2 separate regions of the Homo sapiens genome follow, and region 2 is linked to region 1. Evidence: chromatin contacts called from ENCODE Hi-C or POLR2A ChIA-PET data. All regions are on one chromosome and are shown on one strand. Each heading gives the region's core, a stretch centred on a gene start or an enhancer-like site at or near the end of the contact. The rest is flanking DNA. Distances are from core to core; before and after follow the strand shown.

Region 1 (4,961 bases), core at 762-3,261:
CAGAGGCAGGGACTGTGGTCTGCTCCCCTTTCGACCCCCCAGGGCCAAGCATGGTCCCCAGCCCATCAGTAGTATAACAATGTTGTTGGCAGGATAACTATTTTTTTGAAAAGTTCTCATTTTCATTTTGAAATGCAAATCAGAAGGAAGCCCTGAGTTTTCCTGTCTGCCCAGACTCTTCCTGCTGACAGCCTCTGCGGGGTACCTGGACATCCACAGGCTGGTGAGCCTGCACAAACACACAAGAACACAGAGTTGTAGGTACTACTGGTCATGCCAAAATCAGCCAGGGGGCATCTTTTAATGTATTTTGAACTATTTTCATGTGCACTGATGTGGATGGTGTGTTCCAGACCAATGTCTTAGGGGATCTGTGCAAAAGTGAAATACATAAAAAGCAGAATGAGCATTGGGTACAGTGGCTCACATCTGCCAACCCAGCGCTTTTGGAGGCCGTGGAAGAAGGACTGCTTGAGGCCAGGACTTCAAGACTAGCCTGGGCAACATAGCAAGATCCTGCCTCTACAAAAAATTTTAAAATTGGCCAGGTGTGGTGGCGCACACCTGTAGTCCCAGCTACTCAGGAGGCTGAGGCAGGAGGATCACTTGTGCACAAGGAGGTCAAGGCTGCAGTGAGCTATGATCATGCCACTGCACACCAGCCTGGGCAACAGAGAGACCCTATCTCTAAAAACATCCATTTAATACATCAAATAAAAAGCAGAATGTCCCTCAAAATGAGTGGTGTGCTGAAGCCAGCTCCCCCAGAGCCTACTGTTAAATATTTAGGACTTTTGCAAACTAGCTGCCAAATGCTGCTAACTTGAAATCCACCAGAGTAGAAATATGTACACCAGGGAAACAGGCAAAAGCCACAAATGAAGGTTCCCTACCACCACCACCGAACATATGCCCTCGCCCTACCCAGAGGGCTGGTTTACCAGCATAGTACAGCTTGAAATGAACCAGAATATTCTTCAGTGTGGCACATGCTATGCTTAGATGCCAGGCATTTTTCTGTGGGTGCACATCCCTGAAATGAGTCTCTAAAATTAAAACAGGTCAGTGGAAACCTATGATTCACATTCTCTTTCTGTGTGTCTCTCATTCTCTCTCTCTCTCTCTCTCTCTCACACACACACACACATTATCTCATTAGAGAAAAATTTTTGGAAATGCCATGATTGTATTTGACCAACAGTTAAAAGTCAAACTTTTCATGGCTGATCAAAAGAATGCTTAGCCAAAGTCTCTTTATCTCACTCTCTTTTCCTATGTTCTTAAAAGAAACATCTGTTGGCTCTAAAGTACAAATGAGAATTAGGCTCCAAAAACATTGTTTCATACAAACTCTGCAAATAACCTTGTGATGTCTATAGGACAGAAACTGGAGACCACAAACAGGAATACTTCATTGTCTACCTTGATTCAACCATTTGCTGACTTTGCTAACAGAGAAAAGGGAGATAGCAAGAACAACTCAAATCTCCAGACAGACAAAAATACTACATTTTAGCCAAACTTTCACAATAGCTATAACCAGGGAGAAAATAATCTAGCCGATATTTCATTATCTTCCATTTCTCCTGTCAGAACCAACTGGGAATAGCATTGAGCAGTGAAACAAATAGTTCAAGAGGGAAAAGGAGTAATCCACAAACTATATAAACAACTGTTTTTATGTGCAAGAGTTGACAGCGTTTGAAATTGGAGCAAGGTCTACAATAACATTTCAGAGAACTGGTATCAGGGAAATGAGGTGAGTGATTACAAGGGGTTGCCTTAGCCCAAAGAGAATTTTATATTAAAAATCACAAAAGAACATGCAGTTTCTTCTCCAAGCAGTTCTTATGTCATTATCATGGAATTATATGCATATAAAATTGTTAAAAAAACAATAAGATGGATGAAAAACAGTCTTGTCAACCTTCACTGCTAATAACAGGAGTGTTTTTACTTTGGACCTGAGGTTTTAGCTGGCAGCAACTCAAAAGCAATAAAAATGATCGTGCTCTCTTCTTTCTTCTCTGAATTGAACATTTCAACTTTCAAGGCTCTTCTTTGCTCTCCGGTAGGGTGAAAAAGCAGACATGATTAACTCTATATCTTCTACATAACAGGAGAGACAGACATAGAGCTTAAATGATGTGGGGATGTTACAAGAGCAGTAAGTATCAGAGAAGAAATATCATCTCAGGCCTCCTCATGTCATATTGGTCACTGTCTGCCCTGTTACTGTGCCTGCCTCTCACCAAAGGGCATCCAGGCCTTAGGCTGCCAAGCCTCACAGGTTGTTGGCACAAAGTGAATCTAAACAGGGAATCCTGCTGTCGATTGTCTGAAGCGCAGGTTGAAGGGCTGCAGGAGAAAGAGCTTTATGGGAGCAGTAACTGAGGCTGACTTTCCCCCAAGACATTCCTGCCCTTCCATGTACAAAAGCCTGCATGACATCTACACACCTACTAGAATGGCTTAAAAAAATACCTGACAATACCAAGTGTCACCAAGGATGTGGAGCAACCTGAACTCTGCCTGATACATAGCTGTGAGAATGCAAAATAGTAGAGCCACTTTGGAAAACAGGCTGGCGTTTTTTTACAAAGTGAAACATACGCTCACCACATGATACCTGGGAATCCCATTCCTACGTATCTACCCAAGGTAAATGAAAACATATGTTCACATGACTGTATATGAATGTTTAATAGAAGATTTATTCATGATTCCCCCAAACTGGAAACAACCCAAATGTCCATCCATACTTCGGAAATTACTTAACAGTAAAAAAGAAAGAAACTCCCAATACATGGAATAGCATGTATCAAAATCATTCAAGTGAAAGAAGCCAGGCCCCAAAGGTTACATACTGCATGATTCCATTTCCAATGTATGACAGTCTAGAGAAGCAAAACCATAGAAATAGGGGACAACTGGCCACAGTGGCTCATGCCTGTAATCCCAACACTTTGGGAGGCCGAGGCAGGAGGACTGCTTGAGCCCAAGAGTTTGAGATCAGCCTGGCCAACATAGGGAGACCCCATCTCTACAAAAATTAAAAGATTAGCTGGGCATGGTGGCACCCATCTGTGGTCCTAGTTACTCGGGAGGCTGAGGCGGGAGGATCGCTTTAGCCTGGGAGGTCGACGCTGCAGTGAACTGTGATCGTGCCACTGCACTCCAGCCTGGGAGGCAGAGTGAGACCCTGTCCCCACCACTAAATAAAAAAGACAGGAAGAATTAGAGAACAGATCAGTGATTGCTAAGGATGAGTTGGAGACTGACCACAAAATGGGATTATTCTGCATCTTAACTGTGGTGGTAAATCCACAGCTACATATCCATTGCCAACACTCATCAAACTGTACACCCAAAAAGGGTGAATGTTATCGCCTGTAAATTATCCTTTAATAAATCTTAAATAAAAAACCTGAATGAGTGCCAGAGATTTTTTACTTCATTTCCGTGAGCTCAGATTCTTTCAAAAACTGCTCCTAGGCACGTTAGCCAAGGCTGTTTCCTGGACATGAGGTTATCTCAGAACAAACCGGGATGGATGAACAGGCCCAGGGAGCCACGTGGCCACTGGTCAGTGCCACCCCTTTGGGAGCTCTTCTACATCTCTGAGCATCATCACCCTGATGTGGAAAGCAAGGAAAATGCTAGACTGTGCCCCGTGCACCCTAAAGCATGATCATTTCTTGCACTGGAAGGCGCGTGACAGGAATCTGGAGTTGGGGTGTATGGATATGGCCCTAACTATGGGCTATTGTAAAGAAAATATGCAGCACCCAAAAGCAGGAAGTATTGAAAGCAAATGAACTGGCACCAGATCGTGATTCTCAGCTGCTCTAACACATTTGGAATGAGCAAGTCTTTAAATGCTTTTGTCAGCTTGCTTTAGGAATGAAATTTGGTATTATTAACACTATCCCGTATGAAACAATTATATAAGTGTAAATGGAAGATGTGTTTAAAGGGTCATGATGAAATTCCTAGAAAACGCTTTCCCAGTCTTTTTTTTTCTTTTCTTTTCTTCTTTTTTTTTTCTCTGATTAAATAAGGTCAGATAAGATGAGGACAAAACTAAGTCAGCAGGCAGAATTTAAATTACTTAAATTACTTTTCTTTCTTTTTTATTTTTTTTTCCTGCAGCTGAACTTCAGACTGTGGGAGGGAAATGAACAGCTTAAACCAAAGCTAAGCTCTTCTGTTCTGTATCAAATGGCAATTACTCTTCAACTATTTTTTTTCATCCGTCCACTCAGCAAACATCCACCACCTCAAACAAATTTGCTGAAAGAGGCAGAAGAGGGTAAGGGTTTGGAATGCATTTTATAAAAGGAGAATTGCTGAAGCCAAGTGATGCATACATTAAGTCCATTATATTATTCTCTTTACCTTATATATGTTTAGAAAATTCGTTTCTTTTTTTTTTTTTTTTTTTTTTTGGTGGGGTGGGGAGGGTACGTAGTCTCGCACTGTCGCCCAGGCTGGGGCAAAATGGTGCAATCTCGGCTCACTGCAACCTTTGCCTCCCGGGTTCAAATGATTCTCCTGCCTCAGCCTCCAGAGTAGCTAGGATTACAAGCGCCCACCACCACGCCCAGCTAATTTTTGTTATTTTTTTAGTAGAGACGGGGTTTCATCATGTTGGCCAGGCTGGTCTCAATCTCCTGACCTCGTGATCTGCATTCTATAATAAAAAATTGAGAGATAGAGGAGATACAAGGGGGGAGAGTGAGATACCCCAGGGACTAGAAGGTCTGAGTGCAGATCACAGTTCCTCCACATGTGCTGTGCACCCTTCAACACGTTTCTCAATCTCTCTGTGCTTTAGTTGCTTCTCTGTAAAACGGGGCTAAAAATAGTAACTACTCATAAGGTTGCTGGGGGTGAGTAAATGAGTTTAAAGCACATTTATTAAATGTGTAGGGCAGCAGGGAGGTAGGTTTATAAATGAA
Region 2 (4,961 bases), core at 1,228-3,727, 340 kb before region 1:
TGCCACTACATTCCAGTCTGGGTGACAGAGTAAGACTCTGTCTCAAAAAAAAAAAAAAAAAAAAAAAAAAGTGCTTTGCTCCTAAAGTGCAGATAGAAAAAGGGCACCAAGGTGCTTTAATTTACTGCACAGGCTGGAAAAGCCACATCTGGGGCCCATGATCTCAGTATCAGTGACTCGGAGGTCTCGCTGGCAGATGGAGGGCCAGGGACATAAGTGACTCAGCCTGGGACAAGGGGAGCACAGCAGGCTAGCAGAGTGGAAGCCAGTCTGGATAAAGTCCCAATTGAGCCACTGCAGCTAAAATTAAATATGACAAATGGCCTGTTCAGTTACATTAGGCACTGGCAATGGGGCCTCTGCAGGCTATGTGCTGAAGCGCTGGCCTTGTCATCTCCCCAGCAGCCTCCCAGTCAGGGCTATATTCCTTCCACCAAAAGCTGCCACAGTGGTGCTGGAAGATTCTTGCCAATCACGCTGGTCTTGAAACAAGCCACCTTGGCAACAAACAGTAATCCGTGTCCTTCTTGAGGAGCACTAGAAATGTGAGGCTGGACATCATGGGCTGAGTATCCCTTATTCGAAGTGCTTGAGACCAGAAGTGGTTTTTTTTGCTTATTTCCCTCCCTTCCTCCCTCCCTCCCTCCCTCCCTCCCTTCCCTCCCTGTTTCTTTGTTTTTCTGTTTCTTTCTCTCTCCTCTTTGTTTCTTTCATTCTCTCTCTTTCTCTATTACTTTTTTCTCTTTCTCTGTTTCTCTTTCTCTGTTTCTTTCTCTTTCTGTTTCTTTCGCTCTCTCCACTTCTTTTTCTTTCTGTTTCTTTTTTTCCTTTCTCTTTCTTCCCTCCCTCCCTTCCTTCCATCCTTCCTTCCTTTCTTCCTCTCTGTCTCTTTGTCCTACCCTCCCTTCCTTTCTTTTTTTGAGAAAAGGTCTCACTCTGTCACCAGGCTGGAGTGCAACAGTGTGATCACTGCTCGTTGCAGCTTTGAACTCCTGGGCTCAAGCAATCTTCCATCTCAGCCTCTTGAGTGGCTGGAACCACAGGCATGCACCAATATGCTTGGCTAATTTTTTGTAGAGATGAGATCTTGCTATGTTACCTAGGCTGATCTGCAACTCCTCAGAAGCATTTCAGATTTTGGATCTTTTCAAATTTGGGGATATTTGCACTGTATTTAACAGGCTGAGCATCCATAATTTGGAAATCTGAAATCCAAAATGTTCCAAAGAGCATTTCTTTGAGTCATATCTGTGCTCAAAAAGTTTCAGATTTTGGAGCATTTTGGATTTCAGATTTTTTGGATTAGAGATACCCAACCTGCTCCCTATGACTTCTTGGCTCTCTCCAGAAGGAAAATTTGGGTTGATCCAACTTAATGTGATCACAAAAGTTTGGGGGATTAGGGCTTTTGTTTTGTTTTGAAATACTAACTTTGTTGGTGACAAGTCTAAACAGTTTTATCATAAAATCCTGCACTATGAGGACTAAAATAAAAAGTAATAGGTCTTGTAGTGAGTGATCCAGATCTGAAACAAATCAGAGTTCTTGACTCTCCATGTTATGAGTTTTTTGTGTGTTTGTTTTAAAGAGACAGGGTCTCACTCTGTCACCCAGGCTGCAATGTAGTGACTCGATCATATCTCACTGCAGCCTTGAAATCCTGGGCTCAAGTGATCCTTTTGCCTCAGCTGGGACTACAGGTGTGCATCACCATGTCCAGCTAACTAAAAAAAAAAAAAAAAAAAATCATAGAGATGGGGTCTCGCTATGTTTCCCAAGCTGGTCTCGAACTCCTGGGCTCAAGTAATCCTCTTGCCTCAGCCTCCCAAAGTGCTGGGATTGAGATTTTATACCTGATTTTTCTGAAATTATGTGTTCTGGAGCCAACAAAGACAGAGGGAGGTTGCTAAAAATACCCAGACATAAGCCTCTGACCAGCAGAGGAGACAGAATGCAATGAACTGGAAAGTCCCTCCAAGCTCTCTATGCTCATTGGTCCTCCCAAAAAGCAGAGGCTACTCATGGAAAGAAGGATTTGGCTGAAACGTCTGCAGAGTGACACTGCTTCCCAGGGCTGCTTAATGCTGACCTTTTGACATTCTCGCCTTTGATTTCCTTAATGTGATTGCTCTGTTTCTTTGCTGTCTGACAAACGGTCAATTCCTGTTTGTCTTCTAATAAATGGGCTGATTAATGCTGGGGGAAAAAGAGACCAACAGAAAATCCTCATTGCCATCTACAAATAACTTCAAAGTAAATCATCTACCTTTTGCTTTCTTCTTTGAACTTTTAAATTTTTATCACATACGAATGTACCATCATTAGCTCTCCCTGGCAGCATCTATCCCTTGATGGAGTAACCGCCTCTCAAAAAAGATCATGCTTTTCTGAACATGCTGTATTTTTGGCTGCAGCCCTGAACTGCTGGGAATGCAATTGCTTTTTAATTGGAACCAACAACCAGTGTTGGCTTGGATTCAGAACTAGCCTCCCCGCATCAGAAACGTCTACTGGAGTCTGGTGATAGGCGAGAGGGGGGCCGTTAACCACCTTCAGGCTGTGAATCCCCAGGGGGAAGCTCTGTTTGTACCTGGTATCTTGGCTGGCTCAGAAAACAGAATTTCCATTTTCTGACCAGATAAAGAAATACTTGTCATTGATGGGGACTGGCAAACCGAAAACCGAATGGTTCATGCAGGGAATTTTCACCCTGCCCAGTTTATGTCTGCATGTGTGAGAATAAACTAGGAGCTTGGATGAAAGGGAACAAAATAATCACAAAGGAAATTTCTAGTGTTTTCCATCAACATGACAGACCAAAATGTCCTTTCCTTTCCAAAGGGAAACAATTGCAGGAATCGGTTCCCTTGTCTTTTGTTACTGAGGGAATAATCAGCATTCTGTAAAGAAACCCATCGCTTCAGGTTCTCATCCTATCAAGCAATTATTTATAATTTACAGCCTATTAATACAACAGCACATCTCATCTACGCTGTGTGCCAAAAAGCTCACACTTAATCAGAATATTAGCACCATGGCTTGCTGAACACAACCTCTTCTTTACGCATTCCTTTAACTAATTTCGACCCAATGCACGAAGAGCGTGGAGCTGGATGCTGGTGGTCCACGTTGCAATGCAGGCAGAGTAATTATGCACAATATAAAATGACAAATATTTAGTGTCTAAAGGTCTATTTCCATATGCCCAATTCTTCAGATGGGGTATGTGGTTGTGCTAGAGTTAGCCACAGTGCAATGTGGGATGAAAATCCAAAGGCATAGAATCCAAATGCAAACAAAAAATCCAAAGCATTCGGGTCAATGTCCTGTTTCTCCTACTCACACTAACTCAAGTGTGACCTCAAATTCCTTTGCTCTCATAGTCTAAGTTTGAAAAAATCTTCTGCACTGGGGGAACATTCCATTTGAATTTAATGTACATTGTCAATACAAACTGAGCAGGGTTTCCAAGAACAAAAAGAACAAAGACATCTATTTTGGCCTGAATGATGCCGATTGCTTCAACCAAGAGATGGCACCAACTTGCACCCAAATTGTGGCTGGGTGGTAAGTGTGTGGATCATCCAAGCTCATCTCCTGTGCTTCTCATTGGAGATTTTCCTCTCCAGATAAGGCGGCCCCTAAGCTGTACCACACACTCCCAATACTCACTTTCTCTCTCTGCTTGAGGTCATTTTCTTCCATCCATCCCTTTACTGACACAATGCTTTCCATTTTGCAACATCAGGGCATCCGAGGTTATTCTACACCATGGTCTTCCGCTTTGTCCAAATTCCTTTAGCATTTTCATGGCACTAGATAATACATAATTTCTCCATTTTCCTAGGAGTTTAATGTGTGCATGCCACCATGCAAGTGCGTGTTTTTTTTGGATGTATGACTGCTCTAGACCGTGACAAGAGTTCTTTGTCATCAAGGAAACATTTATCTTGGATTTGTGTGCTCCAGACCTTCTGCAGGGGCACAGTGAGGAAGAGGAGGAGCAGAGAGATTCCTAAAGGAAGTGGGTCAGGGCACAGAAGCGTATAAGCTATTGGGAAGAAGACAAAGCAACTGATATTTGTTTCTCTGTGATATCACAGGGTCAAATCAAATATAAGCAGAGGAAGAGTCCCAGGATGGAGGGAATGATGACTGGTAACTAAAAGTCAGCTAACACTGGGCTGGATCTTAAAATCCAGTGAGTTGGATGGGGTCCACGTGGAATGGGCCTTGAGTGCCCACCCCAGAGGACAGATTTCAATCAGACAGTAGAGGGATATAACCAATGTTTCTCATGAGGGAACAACAGGACTCTATCTGCCTTAGCAAGAAGAGACAGCTGGAAGATCCCATGGTGGGGAGGAATAATGGTCTCGGGGAAAGAAGGCACTGGAGTAGAGAGTAGGTTTTGCTGCGAGATAATCTGAAGGAGCCCAGGGGAAACCTGTGGATGAATGGGATGTGAAGCATAAAGAAGACAGTGGAGACAAAAGATCAGACAGAAGCTCAGAGGTTATGTGGCCAGTGGACTTTTTTTTTTTTTTTTTGAAATGGAGTCTCGCTCTGTCACCGCTCAGGCTGGAGTGCAGTGGCGTGATCTCGGCTCACTGCAACCTCCGCCTTCCAAATTCAAGGGATTCTCCTGCCTCAGCCTCCTGAGTACCTGGGATTACAGGTACATGCCACCATGCCTGGCTTATTTTTATATTTTTAGTAGAGAAGGGGTTTCACCATGTTGGCCATGCTGGTCTTGAACTCCTGACCTCAGGTGATCCGCTCACCTCAGCCTCCCAAAGTGCAGGCATGAGCCACCGCATCATGCCTTTTTGATGGAGATTGAATATTCCTGATTTCTCCAGAATCTCATGTAATAATAATGACCACATTAAAAGCTGTGTATTTCCCTTTGGACATTATTTTGGCAACATTCCTTGGATTCTGATAAATATTGTTGTCAC

What was found. Hi-C counts contacts between places; a loop is a spot of excess contacts on that map. ChIA-PET counts read pairs that join two places held with the same protein, here RNA polymerase II (POLR2A). Pooled maps may share reads with other maps.
Region 2: a loop to region 1 is called in a pooled map, with 4 times the contacts of the local background. The contact joins two enhancer-like sites. A Hi-C loop is called at or near these places in 1 of 168 maps with a recorded cell type or tissue (heart right ventricle) and 5 of 50 pooled maps. POLR2A ChIA-PET finds 5 or more read pairs at or near these places in 1 of 52 experiments (H1).

The regions. Positions count from the first base shown.
Region 1 is chr7:71,270,026-71,274,986 of GRCh38, reverse strand. All of the region lies in intron 1 of GALNT17 (polypeptide N-acetylgalactosaminyltransferase 17), which reads right to left. Among named protein-coding and RNA genes, the nearest start is that of MIR3914-2, 35 kb to the left of the region's middle. Within about 2 kb of position 2,011, at least 5 of the 41 ENCODE cell types and tissues checked have a DNase peak (open chromatin) inside an H3K27ac peak, as active enhancers do.
Region 2 is chr7:71,610,578-71,615,538 of GRCh38, reverse strand. All of the region lies in intron 6 of GALNT17 (polypeptide N-acetylgalactosaminyltransferase 17), which reads right to left. Among named protein-coding and RNA genes, the nearest start is that of MIR3914-1, 310 kb to the right of the region's middle. Within about 2 kb of position 2,477, at least 6 of the 41 ENCODE cell types and tissues checked have a DNase peak (open chromatin) inside an H3K27ac peak, as active enhancers do.